7 separate regions of the Mus musculus genome follow, and regions 1, 2, 3, 4, 6 and 7 are each linked to region 5. A link is a loop called in an ENCODE intact Hi-C map of the cell type or tissue named here. Cell type or tissue: left cerebral cortex. All regions are shown on one strand.

Region 1 (4,000 bases), 210 kb before region 5:
GTGTGTGTGTGTGTCTGTGTGTGTGTGTGTGTGTGTGTCTGTGTGTGTCTGTGTGCATGTGTGTGCATGTATGTGTCTCTATGTGTGTCTGTGTGCATGTGTGTGCATGTATGTGTCTCTATGTGTGTCTGTGTGCATGTGTGTGTATGTGTATGTGTGGGTGGCTGGGTGAAGGTTGGAGGTCAGCCTCAAATGTCATTCCTCACAAACTCTATGTCTGTGGAACCTGCGGATGAGGTTAGATTGCTTGGTCAGAGAGCCCAAGGGTCTGCCTGGTTCTGCCTCCCCAAGCACTGGGGTCACACACCACCATGCCCAGTTTTTTATATGGTGTCTGGGGCTCAATCTCTTGTCCTCGTGGTTGTGAGATAAACGCTTCTGACTGCTCTGTCCCTCCAGCCCAGAGATGTCCACTTTTATTCAGTGGATACTTACTTCAGGTGACAGCCCTGAGCTAGGCATTGTGACAGAAACGAATGAGATCCAGCCCTCAAATCTTGCATGCTGGGTCTTCACTTCCCACAGCCTTTGATGGAGCAGGGGCGTCTTCTTACATTAGACTCTCCCTAGAGGACATATGAATGATGTTTCCTTAAAGAAAGCAAGAATTTCCTGGCGTGATGGTGTGTGCCTATAATCCCAGAACTCAAGAAGCTAAGGCAGCTTGAAGATTATGAGTTCAAGGCCAGCTTGGGCTATATACTAAGCCCCTTAACAAAGCAACTCTGCTAACAGGTTTCCCAACACACATCTGGCTGCGCCATGCTGAGTCAAACATGAGTCCTTGAACAAAGAGCCTCTTATGGCTTGATTGGCCTTCGAGTTCCTGGTGCACAAACTCTCACAATACGCAGAACGTTTCTTCCCCCAGAAACACATTTAAATAAGATTTTCTCAAATTGGATTTCAGGTGGTTTCACTTCTCTCGGCTCTGCTTTGAAGCCAAACTTACCTTTCCCGTGGCCTACTTCCGCACAGCCTTCCCGATGATTTTAAGCTAATCTGTTAAACCACTTTGCATTTAGAAGGATTTAACCAATATTAGAATACTATTTTACTCCTCCCCAAGAAAGATAGGGCCTCTAAACCCATTGCTGCACTAATCCGGAATTTCACAACACACGTTTGTGCAGGGCTAGAAGGCTAGGCAGGCTTGGGGCCAAAGCACAGAGCCCATTGGAATTTTTATTGGTCCCAGGGACACAGGCTCTGCCTAAGGTATCTTTGGGAGATGTCAGTGTCTCACAGCAACCTTTCCTCCCCACTTCAAGGGTTTCGGGTCTACTGTGAGTGAGGTAGACCTGCCTGTCCCCCGGGGCCAGCCATCCTGTCCCCTGAGTGATCCTGGGCCTCTCCACAGTAGGAGCAGTAGAAGGTTACTTGATTTTCTGCCTCTGTCTCGTTGTGTGACTGCAAGGTCATCCTCAGTGAATCGTGTGTGACCTTGATCTGGGAGGCAATCCCTGTTGAATCTTTCAGATCAGAAAAAGGGGTGGGGCAGATGTACAGAATTGAATGTTTCCAGAGAACCTGGGAATCTTGCAGGGATGCAGGACTAGTAGGTTTCATAACCACTGGGCAATAGAGAGTATATTTGGCCTTTCTCAAGAATGACTACCTCAGGAGCTCAAGAGGACAGCTAGGTCCCCTCATCTGTCCCACCAGAGCCGAGCCTTGGAAATGTAAAATACTAGGAATTGAATATTGTTACAGTGATTGATGTCCTTGCTCTTGCTGGAACTCAGGAAAGGAGGGTGTGGGCAAGGTTATAGGAATGGCGGGCCCTTCTCTGCCACCTCTTCATTATTGTCCTCTGCTTGCTCATTTCCCTAGCCTCACCTGTTAGCCATCTGCACTGTGGCGTGGTCCACGTGCTCATGACATCCTGGCTGTGGAAAGAGCAGGGGAGATCGTCTGTGCTGTAGCTATACATACATTGGATGCAATGAAACGGGGGTGGTGTTTGTGTCTCTGTTTTCTTTCAGAGTGGAGCTAGGGATGTGTCTGCCTGGAACATCTGCTCCTGGGCACCGTGTATTTAACTGCAGTGCAGAAAATTTAAACATGAACTTAAGTTCTCTGAGACTGTGTGGAGGGAGATTTGGCCATCAGCGTTACAGTTCTTTTTCTAAACCAAAATGCCCAGATTGAGGCATTAAAATGTAACACTTCCACACCCACAGGGTGGGAGGAAGAACACAGCTACATATTTACAACCTGATTTCTCTGGGGAAAGGTAAGAGCTGTTGTGTGGTGTGGCTTCCTAGTTCGTGTGTTGGCTCTTCAGTACATTTTGTTATTTTCTGTGCACTCAAACACAGACCATCTGAGTGAACACACACAGCAGCTGAGAGCGCTTCCTCCTCACCTTGCTGGGTGTCCCTCCCTAAGAATCTGTGCCAGACTTCAGGGCGAATTCTCCAGACTTGTAAGGCTGATGATGCCCTGAGGCTTATCCACTGGAGACAGCAGGGTTAAGGCTGAGACCACTCTAGCTATGTCTCAGCTAGGTTTTTTATTGCTGCGATGAAATACCATGTCTAAAAAGCGAGTTGGGAGGGAAGGGTTTATTTGGCTAACACTCCTATACTGCTATTCATTATCCAAGGAAGTCAAACGGCAGGATCCAAGAGGCAAAAGCTAATACAGAGACCATGGAGGGATGCTGGTTACTAGCTTGCTCCCTATGCCTTGCTCAGTCTGCTTTCTTATAGAAGCTAGAACCACCAGGCCAGGGATGGTACCACCCACAACGAGCTAAGTGGTTAATCACTAATTGAAAAAAAATGTCTTAGTGCGGGGTCTTATGGAGGCATTTCCTCAAATGAGGCTCCTTCCTCTCTGATGGCTCTGGCTGGCATCAAATTGACACACAAACTCAGCCAGTACAAGTTGTAATGACAGCTAGGGGGAAATCCACTGGGACCCAGAACCTCCTTGAACATGACCAGGAAAGGTCGGCCCTAGGGATCTACTTCCTACACACAGAGCCTGTAAGCGACTTCTATCCAGGTATCCAAGCAGACTTCACATCAGCCGATCAGTCACAAGTCTTAAACCTTGAGTCCCAACAACAGCCTCCTGGGTTTGTCCTTGTTGTCCTCTGCCACCATCTTGAATTCTCTCCCTTTTCTCTCGCACACATGTGTGTCACTGTCAGATCCCAAGTGAGAGAAAAGATAGAATGGGGACTGCCCTTAAAATTGTCATCATGGATCCAGTGAGATAACTCAGCAGCTAAAGGTGCTGCCTACCAAACCTGTTGACCCGAGTCGTCTCTCTTGAATCCACATGGTAGAATTGACTCCTACAAATTGTTCTCTGACTTCCACGTGTTGCTGTGGCATCCAAGCCCTCTTGTGACAAAATAATATATGAAAAAAAATCCCATCCATATAATCACTGTCAGTTCATAGGCTTAGATGTGCTTAGAGTTTCTGAGAATGTCTGTCAGGAAGTTTCTAGATTGGGTTACATGAGTAGTCAACGGACTGGGGTCCTAGTCTGAGAAGAAAAAAGAGAAGCTACAAAAATTTATCTATCTCTGCTTCCTAACCAGCTGGCTCACACACCTGCTACCATGATTCTCCCACAGCAATGGGCTGGACTCTAAAACTGTGAGTCAAAAATAAGTCCCGGACACTTAAGTCACTGTTGTCAGAGACACTTATCATGACAATGAATTAAGTGACTGACAGATGATGTACACACCTCCCCATCCAAGAACATGGTATACTTCTGGGTATTGTCTTCTGGGCATCTCTCAGGAAAGTTTTAACATTCTTGACTTAATTCTCTCAGAGCATTTAGACACTTCCTCCATATTAGCTAACAACATTAAAAAACTAAACTCATTTTTTTTTAAATCACAAGAAACAATTTCTTTGCTTCCTGGTGGGGTGGGGGTGGGGAGCGAGGGAAGGCCTGCAAGATCAGGCAACACAGAGCCCATGTTGTGCCAGGCAATGAGTGATTGCCTGCGTGGCAGAGGCTTAGCATC
Region 2 (4,000 bases), 460 kb before region 5:
CATGGATAAGTGTGTGTAATATGTACGCCAGACTTGTATATATGGGTTTCCCATGTGTGTAGGCACGTGTGTATACGTGTACATGTACAAGCACATATGTGTGGCTGCTGGAGATTGAAGTGTCTTCCTTGATTGTTTTCTACTTTATTCATTGAGGCAAGGCCTGCCAATCGAACCCAGAGCTCTTTGATTGGGTTTGTCGAGCTACCCGACTTGCTCTGAGATTGCCCTGCCATACAAATTCTGGAGTTACAGGGTGGAGCTGCCATACCTTCCTGGCTTTTACATGGGCATCTGAATGATTCATGCACTGAGCCATCTCTCCAGTCCTGATGGCTTATATTGATTGTCACCTTGCAGAATCTACAGTCGCCTAGGGGACAAGCTTCTAGGCATACCTGAGAGGATCCAGACTAGATTCTCTGAGATGAAAAGAATCTCCCTAACTTGGGTGCACATTTTAGGGACTGGAGGCCTAGGCTGAAGAGAAGGAGGAAGTGAGATAAACAACAGCAGCACATCACATCTCCTTCCTGACTACCCTGGGTGCAACGTGGCCAGCTGCCTCAAGCTCCCACTCCCATGCCTTCTCTGCTGCAACGGGCTGCACACTGAAACTGTGAGCCGGAACAAACCCTTTCCCCTTAAGTTGCTTTTGCCAAGCATCGTGACACAGAAGCAAGATAAGTCATCAATCAATTCATCTGTTAAGGCTGGCCCTTTGGACCAGGAAGCCCCAGGTTAACAAAGACTGTGAAAGAATAGAGACGTGCCTTGTACACACAAGGTTTCCCATGATCTGGCGCAGAGTTGATACTTTGGCACATGCTTGGTGGACACACAAAGCCCACGAGGAGTGCGATGGCTGATGGCATGTGTTGATTTGCATATGCTACGGTGACTGGTGGTTTAGTCAGACACCAGCCAAGGTATCACAAAATATTTTATGTCCGAGACTAACATTTAAATCAATCAAGCCCACTGCCTGTTTCTGTCTAGGTGATTAGAAATCCAGTGGATTCCAGGCCGATGTTGTGAAGTTGAACTAGAGACTGTGATCTAGAGCCGAGGAGCCCCTCTCTTTGGCTTCTCTGGGGGCATATTGGTTGATGAAGAGTTGTCTTGAGCTGCACTTTATTCCAGGGACATCCTACCCATGGCCCAGGCATTGCTAGACCAGGCCTATGGTTATTTTGAGTGGCAGCAGGCAGAATGACATCATCTACAGAGTTCGTGATTGAGAATCATGCACTCAAGTTACAAAAATTGCAACAGAAACCACTTCATAGTATTTTAAGTAAGTTTAAAGTTTTGTCTTGGGCCAAATTCCCATATATTCTGGCCTGTACTTGCTGTCAGGTGGGTTAGACACTCCCGGCTATGTCATCTCGTCCCAAAAGCTTTAGGCACTGGTCAGCTCTGCAGACAGTGGACAGGGGACAGTTCACAACAGTTTCCCCTTCTCCCTTTCGACCTCCTTCTTTCTCTTTATATGTATATTCATGAGCGCGCGCGCACGCACACACACACACACACACACACACACAGACAGAGAGAGAGAGAGAGAGAGAGAGAGAGAGAGAGAGAGAGGAGAGAGAGGCATGTGTCTTTGTATGTGGCTCTCCATACCTAGCCATACATCTCTAGCTATTTTACTTCTGTGTTCTTTGACTCTTGGGGATCCTAAGTAGGGCAGAATTAGGGAGGCTATTGTCCTTGTGAGTAGTGATGACCTTGAACTACAAGTTGGGGACACTGGAAGCAGCCTCTGCAGAGAGACAGTCCATGATGGAGAGGAGCCTGTCTTACTAGCAGCTCTTTTCTGATCAGGGTCTCCCTAGGCATCCCAGATTGGCTGGAACTTGGGATCCTCCTGCCTCAGCCTCTCTGGGTGTGGGATTACAGATGTGCACTACCATGCTGGCTCACTAGCAAGCCATTCCTCTAGGTGGTCTGTCAACAAGACACACCCTGCTGATCTACCCCTGGCAGCGGTATCATGCTTTTTTGGATCCCCTTGGAAAATGGATGGAGGGGCTGTTATAAACTGGGACAACCCAATGGGGGCAGGTGCCATTCCCCAGTCTCCCCTGCCAGCCTTGGTGCCATCCTCCAGCTATGGTGCAGGAGTGTCAAACAGTAGAGGGCACCAGAGGCCTGTCTCTGCTGTGACAGCCTGTTTTGGTGGCATCAGGCATGTGTGGGCGAAGGTGGTGCGGCTGCTGTAGGAGGTGGTACTCTGTCGTAAACAGGGAGAGCTCCGGATTGCTGCTGTGCCTTTTTAACTGTAGTTTCATATGGCTGTATGAGGCCAACTACATCCAGTGGGCTACAGAGAGCACCTGGGACCAGGACCTGGGGGTGTGACGCGCCTTGGCTTCTCAGGAGTGGGTCTTACATGATTAGGTGCTTTTTCTCTCGGTCAGCTCTGCATTTCACTGCTGTGCGTCAAACCTGGGAGGGCAAGCTAGGAGCCAGGACAAAGCACAGTGGGGCGCAGTGTACCAACAGCCAGGCTGCATGGCCCAAAGTGATGAGGCTGTCCCCAGACTTCTTCTCTCCAGTACCTTGAGTTTCACCATCACACTTCTGCCCACTGGCTGCCCTACTCCCACCTCTCTACTCTGCACAATGTTCTGGTTTCAGGAAGAAGGGAAGGATGGAGGTTGGGGAGGGCGGCGACTGACAGTAACAGTTTTCACGGACAGATGCGCCTGGGGGTGGGGTGATGCAGGGGTGGTGCCATGTGGGATGGAGAGCTTCATCCTTGCTCTGCTTTGAACTGGTGTTCCGTTCCAGCAGCTGCATGTATGCTCTGCTGAGCCTTTCCTTTCCAGAGCTTCGGTTTCCGTCTCTGTAAAAAGGGGCTCAGGTGATCTGGGGTTCTCATCTGGTCCTTGTACCTTGAGGTCCATGTGTTGAGGATCAGGCTCAGGGAGGCACTTTGGTCTTGGGGAAGGGATGGGAAGGAAACAGACTCTGAGAGTTGTTAGCTGGCTGTGCTGTTCTGCCAGGAGTTGTTCCAGCCTCTGCTCCTGTTTGATCTCCTTTGGTGTTGGCACGTGGTCATGATTGACACATCTCCAGATCACACAAGACCAAGGTCAGGTGAAATCTGTCACCTCTAGCCCTGCTTGGCTCTCTAGGAAGAGAGGTTGTTAGTGACACCAAATTTCCCACACTCCCTATCTGTCTTCTGTAGGTCACTGTCCTTTACTTCCCGGCTGTGACCCCTCCCACATGGGCAGATGATCTGTCCTCCAGAATGTCAGGCATGATCTGTGGGCAGTCACCTAGGGATGGATTGGGGCGGGACATGGAACTGTTCCTTGGCACTCAGCTGTGGGGTACTTCTTTTTGGAATGACTTTGTTGTCCCTCCTCTAGGATGGCCAACTCCTGAGGCTCCAACCTCTTCATAAGGCTACTCCTGGGTGGGACTGGCTAGAGATGCAAGTCTTCCTCAGTCCTTCAGTCTATTTACCTTGGCTCAAGCTCTGGATGCTTGGGGATGTAGTAGGGAGAGAGACCACTTTTTGGATGTCTCCAGCACTCCCAGGATTCCATCCTAGAGTCTTAGAGTTCAGCAGTGTCCACAGAGCTAATCCCTCACCACTGGGCTTCGTGAGCACCCTGGATGGCTCTCAGATGCCTGTTACCTCCTTAGAGCTCCTGAGGTAGGGTGCTAGTGTTTTCCTCCTCTTCATCACTGGAGGCATCTTCAGTCCTTGTGGAGTGTCTTGTTATACCACTAGGCCCACCCTGCATCTGGTTATTTACATAGGCCCAGCAGGATGCAAAGCCACCGGGGATGAGACATATGGAGATGAACTGAAAATGGTCCCCGTGGGGCTGGGAATTAGTGGGCATAAAACTTGTGAGTAAGTGGCCTGAACTGGCTCTAATGGAGCCAGTGGAAAGGGCCTGGCCCTGCCTAGGAGTGGGGCAGGAGTTGGAGGCCAGAGGTTGAAACCTGGCCTCTTTGAGTTAGGGCTGAGACC
Region 3 (4,000 bases), 180 kb before region 5:
TGAAAGAGGCAAGAAGACATGTGTCCCTGTGTACGTCTAGTCTCTGGACCTTGAGAGCTGTGGTGTAAGGATGGTGGCGATCCTCCTAGCACACATTAGGGACTGTGATGATTGGGAGGCTGAGCCTGTATCAGAAGGCAATGGGACTCGTGGCCTGGCCAAGGCTCCCTGGAAGACTCCCTAAGGAGTAGCAGTTGAGGACAAGGAACCTGTGAGATCTGGGTGTTACTACCAGTGGGGTCTTGCTTGTCTTCTGAACAGCTTTGGCTATAGGCCGATCAGAAGCCATGTGGGAGGAAGGCTCATGGCAACCTAGTCTTGTGGCTTTAAATACCAGCTCTATGCTAATGCCGCCCACATTTATATTTCCAGCTCAGACCTCTTTCCTGGACGTCAGTCGATATATCCGAACACCCACTCAACATCTTGACTTAGATGTCTAACAGGCATCACAAACTCCACAAATCCAAAGTCCCTAAGCCACCCCCTCCCCAAACCCTCTCCACCCACAGCCTCCCTACGGCACCAGTAACACCTCTAGCCTACTGCTCATCTGAAATATTTGGTGCCTCCTCCACCCTCCCCCCCCCATGTCCAATAAAGCAGCTTCAGCTGGATCCACACTCTGGCCACTGTCCCTACTTCCCTGCTAAGCCACACCACCCCCCAGTGCAAGCCACTGTCACCATATAAGGTGCCCAACATTATGAGCACATTATTTCCTGAGTCTCCCAGGTCCCATTTCTGTCACCCTACCCGCTCTCTCTAGTTGGGGGCAGGATGGCTGGCCAGTGAGCCACTAAGAATCTGCTGTTTCTGCCTCATTGATGCTCAGAGTTCAAGAGCTCACTCGCTCAGTTCGCTCACCCTCCTGCCTCACCTTTCATGTTTGTGTTGGAAATGGAACTCAGGTCCTGGCTCTTGCATGACAAGAACTTTACTCACTGAACGAGCTGTCTTCTCAGCCCCAGATCTGTTTAGTATGGAACCGCAGAGCCTTTGGAAAAATAGTTCAAGTCTCTTGTGCTCAGAACCACGCAACGATCTTCCACACCATGCAGAGCAAGGTCCCTCAAGATGGCCGACAAAGCTCTCTGTGATCTGCACATCCTCTCAGCTCCGTGCATTTGACCTTTGCCCTAGCAGCTCCGTCCTGCCCTTGAGACTGTGGGCTCCGTCTTCTGAGCTCTGCTCAGTCAGTAGATCCCAGAGCTCAGTAGATCACTCTCTCTAAACAGCTCCTCCACCACTTGTCTCCTGGACTGACAACCTCATCTCTACCATGGCTGTTCAAATTTTCTTTTGTCTGTGAAACCACCCTACACATCCCATTTTCCACTGCTGTGCACACCCTCTGAGGCATGCTCATTCCACTCTTGCCAGATCTACCTTACCTTTCATCTCTTCCCCAATTTTCAGAAAAAACAAAAGAAAACAAAACAAAAACAAAACAAAACAAAAAAACAAAACAAAACAAAACAAAAAAAACACCCAACATAGTAGACTTCGGAATTACAGTTAATGTTTTTCTATGCTCTGGAGACAAAATGAGTCTGTTCTGCCTACTGGTGGGCTCTGTGCACCATTCAGATGTCTGCCCTAGTTTGCTTCTCTGTTGCTGTGATAAAACATTGACTGAAGCAGACTTGGGGAGGAAAGGCTTTTCTTCCTCTTAAAGGTTACAGTCCATCATAGAGAGAAGCTACAGTAGGAACGCAAGGCAAGCGCTTGAAGCCGACACCACACACAGAGCACCACCATTTCCTGGCTTGCTCTCAGGCTCACAATTCAGTATCGTTCTCTTTTAGGCCAGGCCCACCTGCCTAAGGTTGGTACTGCCCCCAGTGAGCTAGGCCCTCTTATATCTCTCAGTAATCAAGAAAACTCCCCACAGACATCCCTGCAGGCCAAGCTGATGGAGGGGATTTTTCAATTTAGGCTTCCTCTTCCCAGGTATGTCAAGCTGACAACCGAGAAGCGCCATCATAGTGTCTGAGCAGACACTTAATAAAAGTGGAATGTCAAATGTTTGTCAGAGTTTGCCAGTGTGTCCAATTGGTACAACGAGGTGCGTGGCCCAGGACCAAGCAACAATGATACGAAGCCAGGAGTTCTTTGAGTTACATACAAGAGTTGTGTGAAGCTTCCCGAGGAGGGTAAAAAGAGGGCTCTTTCAAGGAACTCAGGACGGAGCTGGCAAGATGCCACCAAGCCTGACAACCTAGTTCCATCCCTTGGGATCCACATGGTAGAAGGAAAAAAATTGAATCCCTCATTGTCCTCTGACTAACACGCACGCACACATACATGCACACACACACACACACACACATGCATGCACCTACACATGCATGCACACATGCACGCACCATGACATGTATTTCCCCACACCCATACACAGTTAAATAAATAAGTATGATTTTATGGGTTTAAAAAAAAAAAGCCAAGATGAGTGGGCCTCACCAGGGTCCTCAAAGAAATAATTCTGAATACAGATGTTCAATAATAATAACAGAAATTCCCCTTTTAGTGTGTGACTCTTTTGAAGATGTGTATGCTGCCTTCCAGTGATGGACATGATGGACTTTAGGGTTCCCCATTCGTAGCTAAGAAAAGGAGGCTCAAAGAGACAGGCAGGCTTGACAAGTACATAGCTAGGAGGTGAGTGGGCCGCCACATTTGCCAAGGCTTGAATTCCCTCCCCGCTCCCATGAACTCCAGTATGACTCAGTGGCTGACAGAGGGAAGGACAAACATCAATAGCCTTGCGTAGTCAGAGCAGCTGGGGTTGTCGCTTTTCAGAAATAGCTAATCTGGAAGACTCTCCAGAGGCTGAGATCATTCCAAGAGATGCCAACTCGAATTCCTTCCTACAGTCCAGTCCCTGTTCAGGCACCCAGAACATTCTCTGGACGTTTGCAGAATGGAGTCTTTCAGTGACCTCACCAGAGGCCACCCTTCCCCTCTGTTCCCTATCCCAAAATGATGTCCCTTCCTCGAATAGTGAGCCGGCCTACTTGACTTCTGTTCTTCCCTCCCCTACCCCTTTGTGTGTATGTGCTTATGTGCAAGTGTGTATGCATGTGTGTGTGTACATGGATGACGGAGCCAGAGAACAGTTTCAGCTGCCATTCCTCAAAGGTTGTCCATCTTGTTTTCGAGACAACTCTTGCTTGGCCTGGGACTCAGCAAGTAGACTAACCTGGATGGCCAGTAAGCATCAGCACCTGCCGTCCTCCCCAGCATTTACAGAGGACCAGACTCGGGTCCCTCAAGCTTTGTAAGGCTTTACTGTCTAAACTATTTCTGCAGCTACATTTTAACTCCTCTCCTAGGAGGTTATAAACCCAATAATGGGCCTGGCAACGTAGCTCAGTGGATAAAGACACCTGCTCCAGGCCTGATGTCTTAAGTTCAATCCTGAAAACCCTGATGGTAGAAGGAGAGAACCGGCTTCCAAAAGTTGTCTTCTGACCTCCATGTGTATACCGTGGCATGTGTGTGCTGCCCCTGACACATGCATAAATTAATTAATGCAATAAAAAATTAAAGATCAATAATAATCAGAAGAGTGAGCCTGACATTTTAACTAAAACAATAGCATTGAAGGCCAAAGGGCTTCATGTTGACAAGACAGAGGCCACACTGAGCGCATTAGGCTGCCAGCAGAAGGGAGCTGTAACTGTGCCCAGCTGACAACAGCTGCATACAAAGCAGGCCATTCACACTAACAAGTTTTTTAGAATTCTATAGTGTGTAACTTGGACTCCTTGGGGTTGTTTTGTCTAAGTCCACGGATGCTGGCCCACCCTTTCGCCGGCAGGGGCTGTGGTGCCTCTAGAGTGCATTCACAGAAGTCCCCCAGAGCCGACCATCTTGGGAGGGATGCTCTTAATAAATACTACTGGAAATGCTTGCACTGCTGTGAAACTTATCATTTGGAATGCAACCCTGGGCTCTGTGTGTGTTCCGTTGTACAGTGCTGGTACTTGTTGCCTCT
Region 4 (4,000 bases), 380 kb before region 5:
GGCAGCGGGCACCCCCGCGTCGCCGCCATCCTGTCCCCCTTCCCGCCCCCCAGCCTGGAGAAGCCACCGCGGCGCCCGATGCCGCCCTGTGTTATCAGGCACATGAAGTGCCGCTTCAATGAATATAGATTGACCTTATTATAGCAGCCGGCTGCTGGTGCCAGGCGCAGCCAGGCATACTTTGCACAAATTAAAGGTGTCAGCATGTAATTTACGGTTCATGGAGGAGGAGAAGGGCTGGTGGGGGTGGGGGAGGCGCCAAGGTGGGTAGGAAGGAAGGTGGGCTGCGGTGGGGCTGGCACAGGGGCTCTCACACACTAATGACAGGAGGTGCAGCGGAGGTGTCATTTCCATCCCTGGCTTTGCTCATTTTCCCTATTCATCGCTCAAAGGTGGGGCTGCCCCCTCCTCGAAGTCCCCCCCCCCACCTCCGCACCGTGTGCATGTGTGTGTATTTTGCAGCTAAATTACTGGTTTTACCTGAAGAGCGTAAAGTAGGTGTGCTAATTTACGGCTTGGCAGATAAAGCCTCAGTATGGGGAGCTGTCTGGGAGGCCTGTAATACGACATCATTTGACTAACACACCCCAGAGCGACTTGACATCTCAGAGTTGGGCCTGTGATTAAAGTTGTGGCTTTCTTCGCCTCCCTCTCCCTTCTCCGACACGGAGAACAGATTAAACTCTAAGTAATAGATCTCGGGTTTCTTGCCATCCCACTGATATACACAGTACACAGTTTGACACAAAGAGTAAGTTATAGATCACAAACAACAGCCTCTGCCCTTCACCGCCCAGAATTAATTTCCCATTTGCTGAGCTTCCCTGTTCTGCAGGCCCATTTCCTGGTGAGCAGGGCCGGCTCCCCTCCTGCAATGGCAGGGGATACAAATGGATAGGGACACTTAGCTCTGGACAGGTAGCGTGACCCTAGAGGCTTTCAGACAGGATAGCTGAAGGGAAGAAGTGACTTCCTAGTGTCATCTCCTGTGTTTGGGTGGCTGGGTGGGGGTGCTCAGCTGGGGCTTCTGATTGACAGCTCTGGACCCTAGATGTGGATGGGGTCATGCTAAGGGGGAAGAAGGCAGAGGGGCTAGACAATGCCCTGAATGCCCCCAAGTTGCCATGTAAAACTGTCTCCTCCACCCCATCTGGGTCATGCTTAGAGGTCACTGATGCCTTCATTGGTCCCCAGGCTTGGCTAGTGTGGGTACCAGCAGGAGATGGGAGGACAGAGCTCTCTCAGATCTTTTCTGCTTCTCCTGAGTGATACCCCACCCTAGGAAGAACTGCTCCTCAGACGTGGGAGGGGACAGTCCCAGAACCAGCTCCTGTACCCCCTAGGACAACAGCTGGCAGCTGCTCTTTCCCTTTAGCTACCTCATGATCCCTTATGGTTCCTTTAACCCTGTTGGCCTCTGTCACAGCCTCTCTACTCCTACCTCTGCAGCTACACCATCTAGGGGAATTCTCCCTCCCATGGGGACCTGACTGGTACCTGGGGTACCTATTCTTTCCCTACCCTCAAAGACTCTAATGCCCCAGTCCTCTGCCTGAAGGTATGCAGCAAGCAGGAGGCATTCAGATCTCCATGGCAACATGCTGTCTGTTAGGCCATTCTAAGACATACCGCAAAGGACTTTATACATGGAAACCCCATTGTGGGCCCACGTGACACTACCTGGCTAGGCCCAGTAAGTAGCAAAAGTGTAAGGCCTGGAGATGCGGAACCCAGGTCTGAACTTTAGCCTGGCTATAGGCACAATGTCCCCTTCATTGTGTGTGGTTTTATCATTCCTGGTTCTCATGTGTGCATACACATATATACCTAAACACAAGGCATGCATATACACACACACACACACACACACACACACACACACACACACACACACACATAGATACACACACCACACATACATATATGCATACACAAATACATATCTAAACACACAGGCACGCATATATACACACACACATATATATATACACAAACACAACTGCATACACATATGCATACTCACCTATTTTACACACCATGTGCACACATGACTTGTATATCTTGGGGACAGAAGTTGAGGATGATCAGGGAGGAAGGTCCAGAAGTGGCAAGGGCTAAAGATGGCTGATTGGGCCAGGGAAATCAAGAAGGATTTTTTTTTTCTGGAAGAGGCAAACTGGTCCTGAGATGATTAGACTGCCATTAGAACAGACTACATGGGACCACCAGGTTGCATGGCGGTAGGGAAGTGCATTAAACGTACAAACACCAGGGCCTGGAGAGGTGTCTCAGTCAGTAAGGTGTTAGCTATGCCAGCATCAGGACTTGAGTTCTGATCTCCAGCACCCATATAAAAGCTAGGCATGGTGACACATGTCCAAAACCCCAGAGCTGGGGCAAGTGGGGACATAGGTAGGTCCTGGAGCTTGCTGGTCACCTGTCACACCCAGTCGACCGGACGATCTCCAGGTTCAGTGAGAGACCCTGTCTGAATAAAACAAAGTAGACAGTGGGTGAGGAAGACACCTGATGGGCCCAAATGCTTGTCTATGTGTAGACACATGTCTACAAAAGCAAGCTCACACACCTGTCTATACACATCACACACATCACACACACACACACACACACACACACACACACACACACACACACACACACACACTACAGATCAAAGCCTTCTCACAATCTTCCCGAATCAGGCCCGAATTGGGGGTCGCAGCCCTGAGAACCATGTTGTTTTTCTTCCAAGGGCATCTAGACCCCTCCCCTAAGCCCCACTGCACACTGGGAAGGACAGAAATGAAATAACAGAGGCCGAGGGACTTGCTCAGTGTCTCACAGCAATAGTTCTAAAGCCAGGAGAGAACTCTGTTTCTCTGCTCCCAGTACAGTGCTCACTAGGGACAACTACCTACTCACACCCCCACCCCCAGCTTTCCAGAGGACAGAGTAAAAACGAAGCTTCCCTAGAGACCCGGGCTCAGCCTCCTCCCCCACCCTGCAGCCGGTTCTCAAGATGGCAAGTGGGGGGGTGGATGAAGGTGGAGGCAAAGTGAGAACACGCCTGGAATAACACGACATTTAGAAGCATGAGTCACACTGGCACTTGCTGTTTTCTCCTGCTTCCCCCTCTGCACCACACACCCCCAGGCGCTCTGAGCTGTAGGAACACCGAGTCTGGACAGGGCTTTGGGGAACCTGCCTCAGGGCGCCTGCAGGAAAGAGAGGAGATGGCTCTGAGCCTGGCGCTCCGCCTCCTTGCTTTGTAACTGTCTGATACATTGTACTTCTCTGAGCTCAGCCCAGGACCTTCGGCATCAGGCTTTTCTGTTTCCTGGTGCCACCATCTTCCGCTGGTTCTTGACAAGCTCTCTCTTTCCTGCTGTTCTAGAGCTCTACTGCTCTGGCGTAGTCAAGGAGTCTCTCTGGTGCCTGTGATGGCCGGAGAAGGGAGGACCTGGTTGGGTTAGGGGCTGGGCAGGTAGTATGAAATGCTTCAGACTCCTTGTTGCCAGTCTCAGCTCAGGATCAGTCAGCCTGCTGCATGACTAACGGGGGGATGTGGGACAAGGACAGCCAGTGGTCCCTTGGGCCTCCTCAGCTTGTGCCCTTTGTCTTCACTGGAAAAGGTGACTGGATCTTCTTTAGGGTGTGCTGGACATAGGTGCCTGGGTCTTCCACCTGTACTACCTTGAAGTTCCTACATTGATAATGGAAGAGATGTGTGTGTGTGTGTGTGTGTGTGTGTATACAGACCCAGCCAGATCAGGCAAGCCTACTGGATCTCAGGTCCCTGCAGTTCAACAAACAGTCTTGGGCACACAGCAGGTGCCTGGGACAGATGCTGAATGGAGCCTGTGACCCCCTTGGGTCTTCTCAGTAAGCAGAAGGCTAAATTCCCAAAGTGGTACCTTTGGGCAAGGATCCTCTGTGAGCCAGGGCAAGGGATAGGCTAAGGAGCCCTGTCTATGTGTGCCCTCTGGGGTCTTACTGCAGA
Region 5 (4,000 bases):
GATCCTGTCACAGGACTCGGCCACAGTGAATTTAAATCCCGGCTGCCCGGGTTGATGGGGTGCCTGGAGCCCACAAGGACAACATAGGGGAGAGGAGTGGGCACATCAGAAGGGCTCCACGCGGCCCCGTGCCTCCTCTGGGTCCCTGGCCCCCTCCCCGCCGGGAGCCTCCGGCAAGGCCACCACCCCACAGCCCAGAACCTTCCCAGCAAGTTTTTCAACGCTCTCCCGACGGGGCCCGGAAGCGGGCATCCCGACCACCCCCAAAGCCAAAAGGGCTCTGGCGGCCAAGTGCCGAGAGCGCGAGTTGGAAGACTTAGGAGAGGGGCCGGGGCGGAAGCCAGCGTCCCCCTCCAACGCAGGCCGCCCGGGCCACTCGAGCGCAATTACCCTTGGCTCTCTACGGCGCCCCCACCCACCCAGCCCCTTTGTGTGAGCGCACACACGCGCGCGCACCATAAAGGTAGCAACAAGCAAAATGGAGGTGCTAGATAAACTGCCTCGTTTACCCTGCCATGATAGATGCTTAAATAAGCCTAGTTGCAATTACTCACCGGATGTCTGCCTTGCGGATACATGGCAGGGAGGGGTCGCGATTCCGAGAGCTTGGAAGCGCTGAGAGCCCGAGCCGGGGACGTGCGGGGGAGGGGGGAGGCGAGCCCGAGCGGGGGGCGGCCGGGGAACCGAGAGCTCGCCCCCGGCCCCCCCAGCCCGCTCTCGCAGCGAAATCCCAGAGTCGGGCGTGCGCCCCAAGTGCAGACAAAGAGCGGCGGAGCGAGCGGCAAAGTCGTCGGCGGGCTCGCGCTTTGTGCGCCTAGGGCTCGGCCGGCTGCGGCCGGCCGCCTTCCCCCGGCTGCGTGAACAGTGTCAGAAGCCGGGTCTGCGTGGACATCATCGGCTCCCTGGCGGCTCCAGTGCGGAATCCCGAGGCCGGGGGTTTGCGGGAAGGGGGATTCTCCTGTCCCCTCACGGGTCAATCAGGACGATGAGGCTGGAGGGGGGCGCGTCTGGGCAGCCCGGAGCATCCGGGGCGCGCGGGTCAGATCCCAGAGGCGGTCGGGCCCGGAGCTCGCGGCGAGAAGAGAAAGGAAGCAGGCCACCGAGGTGACGGCTTGAGGACCGTGGGTGAGGGCTAGAGCCCAGCGAGGACGCTTCGACGCCCCCCCACCCCCCTCGGAGAGGAGAGCCTGCTGTTCCGTCTGCTCCTGCCGCCGCCGCCAGCCCTTCCCAGGGTCGAGGAGGAACTCCGGGCTCAGTCGGTGCAAATAATGAGCCGTGGCATCCTAACTCCAGCCGGCATAGGAAGCCTCGGCGAAGGGGTCCTCTGCTTTCAAGTGGATCGGCCGCGTCTCTGGCGAGGAGCGGTCTGCGTCCTGCCGCCTAGGAGCGCGCAGGCTGGAGAGCACCGGAGGGGGAGACGTAGCCCGAGCCCGGGAGCTCTGCGGCTTCTTTCCTTCCTCCCAGCCTGGCTCTCCTCTCCGCGCCCCGACAAACCCCCAAAACACACAAGCACACGCACTCAACACACACACGTACACGCACTCAAAAAAAAAAAAAAGTGCCTCGGACCTGCGGATACCACACACAGACAGGCGAAGGGGGCCGAGCACGAGGTCTGAACTGCCGCGAGAGCAGTTCCAAATAGGGACTGAAAAGTAACAAAATAATGTGGCGGCTTCGCCTAGCGTTGGCCAATGGGAGTGCGAGGCTCCCACGTGGGGCCACGGGACTCGGACTGCGACTGGGCGCCGCCAGGCGCGACGTCACAATGCCCTCTTGTGTCTAAAACTATGCATGAAAAGTAGCAATCAGGCCCTACCCGCTGGTGACTTTCGCTTGGGAGTGAAAAACAGCGCTCCTCACATCAGGAATTAACCGAAAGACATATAATAAATAGATATATATTATAGTCCTGGGCTGCTAGGTTTTTTTTCTTCTTTTTTTCCCACGATCTACTAGCAAATAATTATTTGGCGGGAGGGGAGAAGGAGAAAACGAGTAACAACAAAAGGGGGGGAAAAAAGGACAAGCTGTACAATCCTTAAAACCTGTGGCTGGTAGTAATGGATCAGTTGATTCTGCAGAGGCGGCGAACGATTGCCCCCCTCTAATCTCATTAGGGTTGCAAAGCAGCCCAATTAGATACTATAAAACAAACAGAATCACTTTGTCAGTTTAATGTTTTCACTTCAAAAGATTTAGGACCGATAAAATGCTGGCACCCAAAGTTACCTCCGACCTCTAAGACTGTTCTCCAAACTGAGTTTCTCTTTCTTTTATCCGTTTCTGCCCCCTCTCCCACCCTTGGGCGCCCCGCTTTTCTCCTTTGTTCATTCGCCCTTCTTTTCAGAAAGCCAAATAAACAGCGCCTCTGATGCAAGGCGGCTGCCGGCGAGGGGGAAGTCTGAGAACTCTGGCTTGGCGGGCCGCGCAGATGGAAGGGCCTGGCAGTCTGCGGACAACAGGCTCAGTAGTGCGGCTAGCCCCATTTGGGGCTCTTGCCCTTTGGGGACAGCTACGTCCTGGCCGCAGCCTTGCCAAGGCGGGTTCCTCAGCAGTGCTCCGGGCCCGAGATGGTGAAGAAGGGAAAGCACGGAGTTGGGGCCCTCCTGGCTACGACCCAGAGTTCCGACCCCGTTTCTTGGCCTGATGGCCTGCCTGGGCACATGCATCGGCAGCCACCCGTGGAAGAGCGACTGCGAGCCTGGAGCGTCCCTGGTCACCAGCATAGACACCCAAGGAGGCGTAGATATTCGACTCTGGGGCCCATCTGCTCGCAGACAAGGGTCACGTCAGGGCACACTGCCCACCCTAGGTCCGCCGGCCTCGGAGAACCAACGCCGAGTGGGCCGCCCAGGTGTCCTCGGGTCCCTCCCGGCTTTCCCACCAAGCTTGCACGCAAGCACACGCTCCTGGCCCGTTGCGGGCGCGCGCGAGCCGGCCGCGCGCCCCCGGAATCTATATTTTCCCCTCATTAGGAGCCTGAGTTTCGCGTTTGCATCTTAATGAGTAGCTGGGAGCGCGCGGGGACCTCCACGTGAGCGGCCGCCCCGAGATGGAGCCTCTCAGCGCCCGCTCCGGCCTCGACCACGCTCCCCTCTTCATTTATTTATTCTCCTAAATAAAAACATAAATCGTGTACGATGCGCACCGAAAAGGGGGAGGGGGCAGGGAGAAGCCTAGCTCGACAGATGCGAGCATCTGGCCAAAGCATCCATTAGTCTCAAAATGGCTCCTCTTTGGAGCTTCCCTCTCCCCTCCCCCTTCTCTGCCCTCCCCCTTACGTCACGGGTGGGCGCACCCGCTTCCTACCCGGCCCGCCCCTTTCTCGCTCCAGCCCCCACGTGGGGCGCGCCGGCCACGCCCCCGAGCAAGTCTAAAACCCAATCACAGACCAGCAAAGAGACTCTCGACTAGTAATTGGTGGAGATTCCGAGAGCTGTCAGTCCTTAGCCAGAGCTGTCAGTCAAAACCACGAGGGGTGGGGGAGCGCTGACAAATGCCGAGGCTTCTGAGCCTCCCGCTTGCAAATAGTGCTTGGAATGGCTGCTTAATTAGCTTTGAATGGCTTTTCCTTCCAGCTCAAACAATCTGTCACTACCATGTGGTATAAAGGAGCCATGCATAAAAAAGTAAGCAGAGGCTAAATATCAATTTGATTTTGTGTATCAAAGGAATATTTTATTTTTCTCCCTAGTAATGAAACGTATCAATTTAAATAATAAAAGGTAAAAACACACACAAACCCTGAAGAAAAAAAAAAGAAGAAGAAAAAGGAAAGAAAGAAAGAAAAAAAAGGAAGAAAATCAAAACCCAAACTCCACGGTGTTCCTACTCCTGCGCACGTCTGAAATAGGTAATTTCTATGGGCCGCGTTCAGGAGGAAGTCTGAGATTTTCCATCTCCACCGCCCCCCTTTAAACTTGCATTTAGTTTTGTTGTTGTTGTTCTGGTCTTAGGAGTGCTGGGGGGGGATGGGTGTCGAGGAGAGGTGAGGTTG
Region 6 (4,000 bases), 340 kb before region 5:
TCATCATTTTGGGATCTACTTGGCTTTACCCTCTCCCCCTGAACTGCTAGGGTTACAGACATGTACCACCACACCCAGTATTTTGTTTTGTTTTGTTTTTCTTGTTGTTGTTTGTTTGTTTATATGGGAAACAAGAATCTGAACCCAGGTCTTCATGCTTCTGTGGCAAGCACTTTACCCAATGGAACCATTTTCCCATTCATATACACACACATATATGATCTACATAAAACAAGGGTCCTTTAATGACAGGAACATGTTCTGAGGAATGTGCCATTAGGCAGTTTGGTCACTATATGAACATCTGAGAGTATGCTTACACAAGTTAGGATGGTCACGGTGCCACTAGCTGATAGGAGGGACAGGGAACTTTATTAGAAATGTGGTCTCTCAGGACCACACAGATCATTCTGCTGAGCACGGTGCTCTTAGTCTACAATCCAGAGGAAGGATGCTGGACTCAGAGCTGGCCCTGCCAGGGCATCTGTTATCTATAATTCAGAGAGAGCAGTCAATGAGGTCAGCAAGTAACAGGTAGTTGGAGTGACAATTAGATCAGAGCATAAAGTGTCCTTTAGTTCATGTGTTTTGCTTCATCTGCTTTTGAGAGGTGGTAACATTCACTCTATTTGTAGAGTCCAAACTTTGGGCCAAGTGTGGCCAAAGATATGATATTTGTAGGCATCACCATGTCTTGTAGTGACTTAGAACATGGCTTCCTTTTTCCTTGTTCACTGAGAGGAATCAGACTGGTGCTTCTGTTAGCAAAGTACCTGTTGTATAGGCATGAAGACCTGAGTTTGACTCTCCTGTAGCCATGTGAAAAATCAGGTTTAGCTATCTATACCTATAACTCCTGTGCTAGTGAGGCAGAGACAAGCAGATTCCTGGAGAGCATTGGCCAGCCTGTCTAGCTGAATCACAGAGCTTTAGGTTCAAGAGAGACACTGGATGTCTAACTTTTCATCTCCATATGTACATGCACACACTTGTACATGCACACATACACACATGCACACATTCCACAAATGTGTCTGTATACCACACATGTGCCCATGCACACGTGTGCATGTGCATGCACACACAAAGTAAATAAAATGTCCAAGATAAGCTCTATTAGTTATCTAATGAGAATAATAGACAGTAGTATATCAGTGTGTGTGTGTGTGTGAACATAAAATCAGAGAAGGAAACTGGTGCTCCACAGTGCCTTCTGAGCATGTGCTCTCTACAATCAAAGGTCATCTCACTATACCCCACCCCCTCCCAAAGGTCCTCCATCATCACTTAGCACCACTATTGAGCTCAAGACTTCAGTCACAATGAGAACTTTGTGGGCTTGCTCAGATGGTACTCAAACCACAGTACCAACTGATGTGTCTGAGGCAACGATGCTGGGGAGTGTCACCAGGGCTGTCTTTGGAAGTGAGGGCAATCTGTCAATCTGTGGCATACCATGTAAATAACCAAAGAACCACCAAGTCTGCCTGCCTCACCAGCATGTCGGCACCCTGAGCAATGCAAGTTCCCAGGGAGGACGTGAGACTACCAAAACCCAAGCAGTCAAAGACCCTGCCGCTCCCCATCCTCGGGGCCCCTTTGAGTCCAGGCCAAAGCCCTACTTAACAGCCGTTTTCCTTCAGTTTACAAAGGTGAGGGGAGCCCAGTCCTGGGGTTTTAAGGCTGGATCTTATTTCTATTAAGATGGCTGTTGGCCTCAAAAGATTAACTCGCCGTCACCCTCCCCCTTGGAAGCTGATCCGAGTGGAAAAATGGAGTTAGAAAATTCCTCCTTCCTTTCCCTCACACCTCAGCAGATTAAGGGGGAGGCTTGACGCTGAGTTGTGGGGATTTATGGAAGTATGCAGGCGCTGGGTTTTAAATGCTCGCTCCCTCTTTGCGAGGTTGGCAGCGCTGCCTCCTATAAATCCTCCCTCCCTGGTATGTCTTAGCCTTTCCTCGCCAGCGATGCGGAGGCCTGCAACACCTTTTCCGTGCAGTAGCCTGTGAAAATATTGAAGTCAGGCCCAGAAAAACACCAGCCCAGAAAGGGGAAGCTTTGATGTTTGCAAGTTCTTTTTCAGACAGCCCTTGCCAAATCTTCATTTTTCTAGTTTACAAGGGAAGGGATTCTGACCATCTGTCGGCTGTCAACCCGTGTTTGTTTGGATGAGGATCTTATTTTTTTTTTCCCCCTCATCTAGCACTCCTGTTCTTACAAGTAGTTTATTGGACTTCATAAATGCCAGCTTTCTGCATGCATTCTGTAAGCAGCTTACAATTTAGTGTTTAATCAAAATTGAGCAGTCCGCGTCTGTAATCAATCCGAAGTGGGAGGTAACACTGAGCTAGAAGCTGAGAGTGCCCTGGGACCAAGGTTTATGCCTCCCAACTGTCTCCATTAGGATGGAGTTGGTTCTTGAAAGTGTGGGGGTGGTACAGTGATGTGGGGAAATGCTCAGATCTTGGGCTCCTACGGTGTGCTGTTTTTGTGAGTGTGTTTCACACTGCTTGCCAAAAATCTTTCCGCCCTACAAACCATCAACCCACACTCCAGCTTACAAAAAGTCAGCATTTTTTTAATTCCTTGACCAGCAAGTCAGCAGAGATCTCTCTGTTCTCACCTGAGCTGTTCACATACCTGGACGTAGGCTGGCCGTGGGGTGACCTTGATAGACCTCCTTCCTGTAGCCCAAGCTTGTCTCCTCTTGCCCTCCAGAAGCTCAGGAGGGTTTTCCCTCCTGGCAACTTCAGATACAGAGGTGGGGAGGGTTGAGCTTAGCCATCAGAGCACTTGCCCTACCACAGTGGTGAACATCTCATTGGCCAAGGCAAGTGATGTGACCAACCTCAATGGAAGAGGGTGTGTCGTAGCCCATGAAGACTTCTGTAACAAAATGCCCAAAGCTGGTTGCTTATGAACAACACAAATGTGTTACTCATTGTTCTGGAGGTTGATAACCCCAAGATTGAGGTGCACTTGGCGTCTGAAGGAGGCCTGCTTACTGGCGCACCGACGCCATTTTCTTGCTTTACATTTATATAAAATATATATTTATATACAATATATGTAATGTGATATATATGTATATATATACACACGCACGCACACATATATGTCTCTTGTTTGTGTTTTCACATCCACATATCTCTGTGTGAATGCATATGTGTATGTGTGTGTGTGTGTGTGTGTGTGTGTGTGTGTGTGTGTGTGAGCATATGAGAGTCACAGGTTGATATTCGATATCTTGAGTGGTTGCTCTGTACCCTTTTTGATGAGACAGGGTCTCTCACTGACCTGGGGCTCACCAATTTGGGTAGACTGACATGGAGGGCAGTGAACCCCAAGGATCCTCCTGTCTCTGCCTCCCTTGGCAGCACAGCTGTGTACTACCACACCCAGCTCTTTGTGAGGTTCTAGGGAGTGAACTCAGATCCTCCAGCACTTCACTAGCTGAGCTCTCTCCCCATTCCAATGCCCTCTCCAGTCTACTTGGGAGGCCTGCACCCTAATGAGGCAGTTATGGCCTGAAGCCCCCCCCCCCCCATCTGCTGACACCATCAGGCTGGGCATTAGCCTTTGGCATACGAATTTTGAGGGGGCAGATTCTAAAACCTTATCGGGAAAAAGATGCCATCCCTTAAAGTGAGAGGCAGTACAGAGTCATAGGCAAAGGCCATGAGTATAGAGGGGTGAACAGGAACCAGGGTCCTACATGCCGTCAGTCTGTCACAGTAAGCGAGTGTCTCACATAAAAGGTAATTGCTACCTTCCTCATGTCCAGATGGAGAAATGCTAAGAGGCAGCCATTCCCCAGGTTTCTCAGCAGTCAGCAGCCAAGCCCCGTTCTTCTTCAGCCGAGTTTGGAGGCTGCTTCCCCTGACTCTGCATCCACTTTTCTGGGGAATAGGTGGAACTAAGTCTTCCATGTCATTCCCCTCCATTTAAATGATGAAAGAAAGATCCAAGCAGTAGCTGACACAGTGGTCGGGCTCATTG
Region 7 (4,000 bases), 150 kb before region 5:
GCTACTGATTTAGCAGCCGCTCTCTGGGAGCACAGAGCCCTGACTGACCAGTGAGATGGGCTGGCTTGATTGTCAACTTGGCTTGATTGAGAAGTGCCTAGAGATTGATATGAAGCACCCCTGGAGAGTCTTCAAGGGCATTCCCAGAAAGGGTTAATGATGGAAGACCCACCTTGAATGGGGGTAGAAACATGCCGCAGGCTGGAGTTCTGGCCAGAATAAAAAGCAACAAAAGAGAAAGCTCAACAAAAGGGTACTCCTCTCTGCTTCAGTGTGAGCTGCTCTGATCCACCTCACTCCCGGCTCCCCACCCCCACCCTAAGCGACCCAAACCTATGAAGCCAAAAGACCAATAAGTCTTTCTTCCATGTTGCTTTTCCTAATTTATTTGGTCATGGGGGCAGACAAATGGACTAACAGTCCATTTCCACAATGTGACCACACACAGAGGAGCCAGTTTCAAAAAACCCATGTGACATTCCAGCCTGCGGAGCTGAAGGGAGCATGGCCATTTGGCTCCGGTGAGTCCATGGGGTCCTCTGAACACCAGGCTTGCCCACTTCAGAGCTAGTTGCACAGCTGGGGTCCCACCAATGCTCATACCACAAGACCCCCAGCTAAAGAGCATTCTAAGCTCACAGGACCCGAACAGCAGCCAGTTCTCGGCCCCATTCTGAGAGTGAGATTTGGTGCATTACCTCGCCATAGGCTCAAAATGACCTGCAGCAAAGACATCGTGTGACTTCAGCCAGTCCAGCCGTCCCCTGTTTGACCATCCACCCATTTCCTCAGACTCTCAGGAACATCCTGGAAGGGACACTTAGTAGAGATAGCAATGGAAACAGTACCTTCAGGTCACACAGGATTTTTCTAACAAGAAACATCCATCAATCTGTACTGAGAGGTTAGCCATGGAAGGAAGAGGGGCTCTTCTGGGGCTAAAGAGAGTGAATATCCACACACAAGGGATCCGTGGAAGGGCCCTCTTGTACCAGGAGGGCATTCTGTGGAGAGTCCATGCAAGGACTCTGCAGAGCACTAAGGCTCCTAGCCATAGGCGCTGTCTGGGGCCTCCAAGCAAGGCCTGTCAGATGGTTGCCTCTGTGGAAGTAGACGTTCCAACTGTATTCATGTGTGTGATATAATTTTAGAAGAGCTTGGATGTCATCACATCCCAAAATACCCTTCCTTAATGTCTACTTGCTACATTAATTCACCACTAGAATTTATCTTCTTTAACTTAATACTTGATTGCACGTTCAAATGTGCATCTTCCTGGGAAATGGGCAGTTTGTTCGAACCCACTGCTGGCCAATACTATATCCCTCTGCCGTGGTGAGGCTTTAAGTCCCTCCTCAAGGGAGAGCCGGTCGAGGGCTGGGGACAAGGGTACTGGGTGTCTGGGGTGGGGGCTGGAGAGCAGCAGAGCCGTAGGCCTGGAGGGTGTGGGAGTACTGGATTCAGTCTTGGCTGCCTTCATGAATGCGTTTGGGGCTGGGCCTGTCCTAGAGATATCCCAGAACTATTTTGGGAGGCAGCAAATTTAGCTGGTAGCTGGTTTAGCAGATCATCCAGATATGTTGGTATTTCTGATGAGACAATCTGTCTCAGAAGGAGACGTGCAAAGCCTTCACAACCCAGAGGGATGTGCCATTTTGAGCACAGCTGTAGATAGTGCATAACCCACAGTCTCTTCCGCAGGCCAAGCCCAGCGAGAGGCAAACCACTCCCAACCATGAGCTCTTAGTGGGTCCAGAGCTTGCAGGCAAAAGCCAGCCTTCTTCAAAATCATTTGAACAGCATGACAGAGCAGCTGACAGATGGGGAAACTGAGGCATCACCCTAAAGTAACTCTGGGACTAGATGGAATAGTTAGGACTTCAGCCCAGGGTTTTTTTTTTTTTTTTTTTTTGGTTTCAAATCTCATTGTAATTAAATTTTAAATTTTAATTTGCATATTTAATGAGCTCATCGGGTGTTATAATTTCAGCTGTCAAATTACTGCACAAGATTTTCTTAAAAGGACCAGCTTTGCTGCCCCTCTGCCCTCCTTGGTCCCAATTTTTCAAAACGTAGAGCCACCAATTCCTGGATTTTAGCTATTTCTTCTTACATTAATGCCAAATTTGTAAGCAAAATAGTTAAGCTTTTGTATCTTGATCTAAATCCCTTTTCTTTTCTTTGTATGTGTATGTATGTGTGTGTATATGAGTGTCTACATGTATATGGATACATGTGTGTGCATGCATGTATGGTGAGTGCACCTGCGATTGTTCTCCACTCTATGTACTTGACACAGGGCCTCTTTCTGGACCTTGACATGGCCAGTTCAGCCAGCAAAGCCAGCCAGCTTACTCCAGGCGTCTCCTGTCTTGGCTCTCTGAGCGCTGGGATTACAGGACGGCTGCTGCACTCACCTGGCATGTCCTTGGGTTCTGGGAATTCCAACTCAGATTCTCACCCTTGTTCTCTGTGCGCGCTACCCACTGAGCAATCTCCCCAGATCCCCCATCAAAAAGTTCTTAGGAATAGATTAGACTCTTCCTTAAAAAAAGAAAGGTAAGGGTTTGAACTCTTTATACTCTCATAATCAATCAATCAACCAATCAATCAATCAACCAGTCAATCAGTTTCTCTCTTCCTCTCTCCTTCCTTCCTTCCCATGCTCACACTGGTACCTGTGCACACATACACATCCCCTTTATCCTCCTCTGCATACCACAGCACCATTTGGTGACCATTTTTATTTCTGAGGTACAACTAGAGATAATTAAGCCAATTAAGCCAGATTCAGAAAGACAAATATTGCATGTTTTCTCTCGTTTTTGAGTCCTGGAGTTTACCTAGATACACAAAATTACGTGTGTGCAGATGTCATGCAAGTAAAACCAAAATCATCTATGGGAGGAGAAGGGGCTCATGGGAGAGAAAGGGGCACAAAGGGGACAGAGCAGGGTGTTGGGGGTGTTTCAGAGGCCATTATACACTTGCCCCAAAAGCCTTATGTTGCCCAGTATAGCCATTTTTCTGAGTGCCTGCCTCAGGCAGAGACCTTGGCAAGAGGATTCTCCTTAGGTAAGAATGAAGCTGAATGAGACTCGAGCCATGAGTACCAAGAACCCCATTCCTGCAAGGAAAACATGGGTGACCTTCCATAGCCATCACCTTCATATACCACACTATGGCTCTGGTCCTTTGGGGTCCCTTTTCCGGAGCACATGCTGTGAAAATCAGCAAATTATAACTCCCCCCAACGCTGAAGCCGGAGCCAACTCTGAGTCGACATGCCGGGCCTCGTTCAGCTGCGCTTTCTGCTCTTGTTTTAGATGAGAGTTTATACAGGGTCTTGTGAGCAACACAAGCGCATCCCAGACCCTCATCCCTGAGGGACTTGAGCCTGTGTCATCCCACCCTTCTTGCACTATCTGTGGATGCTGCAACTCCTCTGTTACTTGTCAAAACTCAGACACATGCACGTATCAGCTGGCTGCAGCTACCTGCTTCCTTGATTCCAGATATAAGAATAATCACATCCCGATGGTTACTGTCCACCTCCTGCCAAATGGTGACTCCCAAATTCCTTCATGTGCTGGGCTCTTGACTCAGGGATGCCAGTGAACAGGTCATAGTCTTAGAACTAATGGAATTCTCATAGTGTCTCTGGTAGAAGCATGTTTCCTCTGTGCCAGGCCTGGGCCTAAAATTTCAGGGAGCCTCCTCCCGTGGATCAATCAGAGTGGAAACAGGAGGGGTCCTGCTGTGCCTGCCTCTTTCGCATCTCAGAACCATCAGTACCACCTTCTGGGATGATGGCCGCTGCCCTTGTGTGCATCTGTATAGATTTCTGTCATGGGTCAGTTCTCTCTCTACATAAAATGATGGCCAGCTGCAGCCTACAGTTCTGTCCACAGAGGGATCTCTCCTCACAGCTAGATTTCAGTTAAGCTGTTGCACAATGACAAGCTATTGTCAGCTGTGTCTGTATCCCAAACTGACCCAT

The links. A loop is a pair of places that touch in the nucleus more often than their neighbours do. Peaks named below come from ENCODE experiments on the same cell type or tissue, not always from the same donor. Only the 100,000 strongest peaks of a DNase experiment are listed, where the experiment ranks them.
Region 1: it touches region 5 in a loop (6-fold over the local background); 3 of 42 quality-filtered maps call a loop at or near these places.
Region 2: a loop joins it to region 5, with 8 times the contacts of the local background. A loop is called at or near these places in 10 of 42 quality-filtered maps.
Region 3: it touches region 5 in a loop (4-fold over the local background); 5 of 42 quality-filtered maps call a loop at or near these places.
Region 4: it touches region 5 in a loop (7-fold over the local background); 3 of 42 quality-filtered maps call a loop at or near these places.
Region 6: a loop joins it to region 5, with 5 times the contacts of the local background. A loop is called at or near these places in 4 of 42 quality-filtered maps.
Region 7: a loop joins it to region 5, with 5 times the contacts of the local background. A loop is called at or near these places in 3 of 42 quality-filtered maps.

What each region holds. Positions count from the first base shown.
Region 1 is chr9:61,576,517-61,580,516 of GRCm38, reverse strand. No RefSeq gene overlaps it. Among named protein-coding and RNA genes, the nearest start is that of Gm39350, 17 kb to the left of the region's middle. In left cerebral cortex, no CTCF peak of the experiment used is centred here; DNase peaks (open chromatin) are centred at 1,346 and 2,054.
Region 2 is chr9:61,828,620-61,832,619 of GRCm38, reverse strand. No RefSeq gene overlaps it. Among named protein-coding and RNA genes, the nearest start is that of Gm34828, 8.2 kb to the right of the region's middle. In left cerebral cortex, a CTCF peak has its summit at 2,138 (motif pointing right); DNase peaks (open chromatin) are centred at 2,187 and 2,695.
Region 3 is chr9:61,553,573-61,557,572 of GRCm38, reverse strand. No RefSeq gene overlaps it. Among named protein-coding and RNA genes, the nearest start is that of Gm39350, 40 kb to the left of the region's middle. In left cerebral cortex, a CTCF peak has its summit at 3,778; DNase peaks (open chromatin) are centred at 368, 2,160, 2,753 and 3,739; H3K27ac peaks cover 550 bases.
Region 4 is chr9:61,753,107-61,757,106 of GRCm38, reverse strand. The region is part of intron 6 of Gm34828 (a long non-coding RNA gene); the gene reads left to right. Among named protein-coding and RNA genes, the nearest start is that of Gm34828, 67 kb to the left of the region's middle. In left cerebral cortex, a CTCF peak has its summit at 3,238; DNase peaks (open chromatin) are centred at 58, 638, 1,576 and 3,076; H3K27ac peaks cover 743 bases.
Region 5 is chr9:61,370,016-61,374,015 of GRCm38, reverse strand. It overlaps Tle3 (transducin-like enhancer of split 3), which reads right to left and starts at 1,650. Exons shown (of 20, transcript NM_009389.2): 1 at 555-1,650; 2 at 1-63. The coding sequence starts at 578. It overlaps Gm34157 (a long non-coding RNA gene), which reads left to right and starts at 3,526. Exons shown (of 3, transcript XR_379512.3): 1 at 3,526-3,632; 2 at 3,729-3,856. In left cerebral cortex, CTCF peaks have their summits at 567, 1,750 (motif pointing left) and 3,628; DNase peaks (open chromatin) are centred at 676, 1,717, 2,521, 3,426 and 2 more places; H3K4me3 peaks cover 3,592 bases; H3K27ac peaks cover 3,301 bases.
Region 6 is chr9:61,712,500-61,716,499 of GRCm38, reverse strand. No RefSeq gene overlaps it. Among named protein-coding and RNA genes, the nearest start is that of Gm34770, 53 kb to the right of the region's middle. In left cerebral cortex, no CTCF peak of the experiment used is centred here; DNase peaks (open chromatin) are centred at 1,964 and 2,481.
Region 7 is chr9:61,515,647-61,519,646 of GRCm38, reverse strand. It overlaps Gm34424 (a long non-coding RNA gene), which reads right to left. Exons shown (of 5, transcript XR_379518.1): 3 at 699-807; 4 at 1-209. Among named protein-coding and RNA genes, the nearest start is that of Gm34424, 7.9 kb to the right of the region's middle. In left cerebral cortex, no CTCF peak of the experiment used is centred here; a DNase peak (open chromatin) is centred at 1,530; H3K27ac peaks cover 717 bases.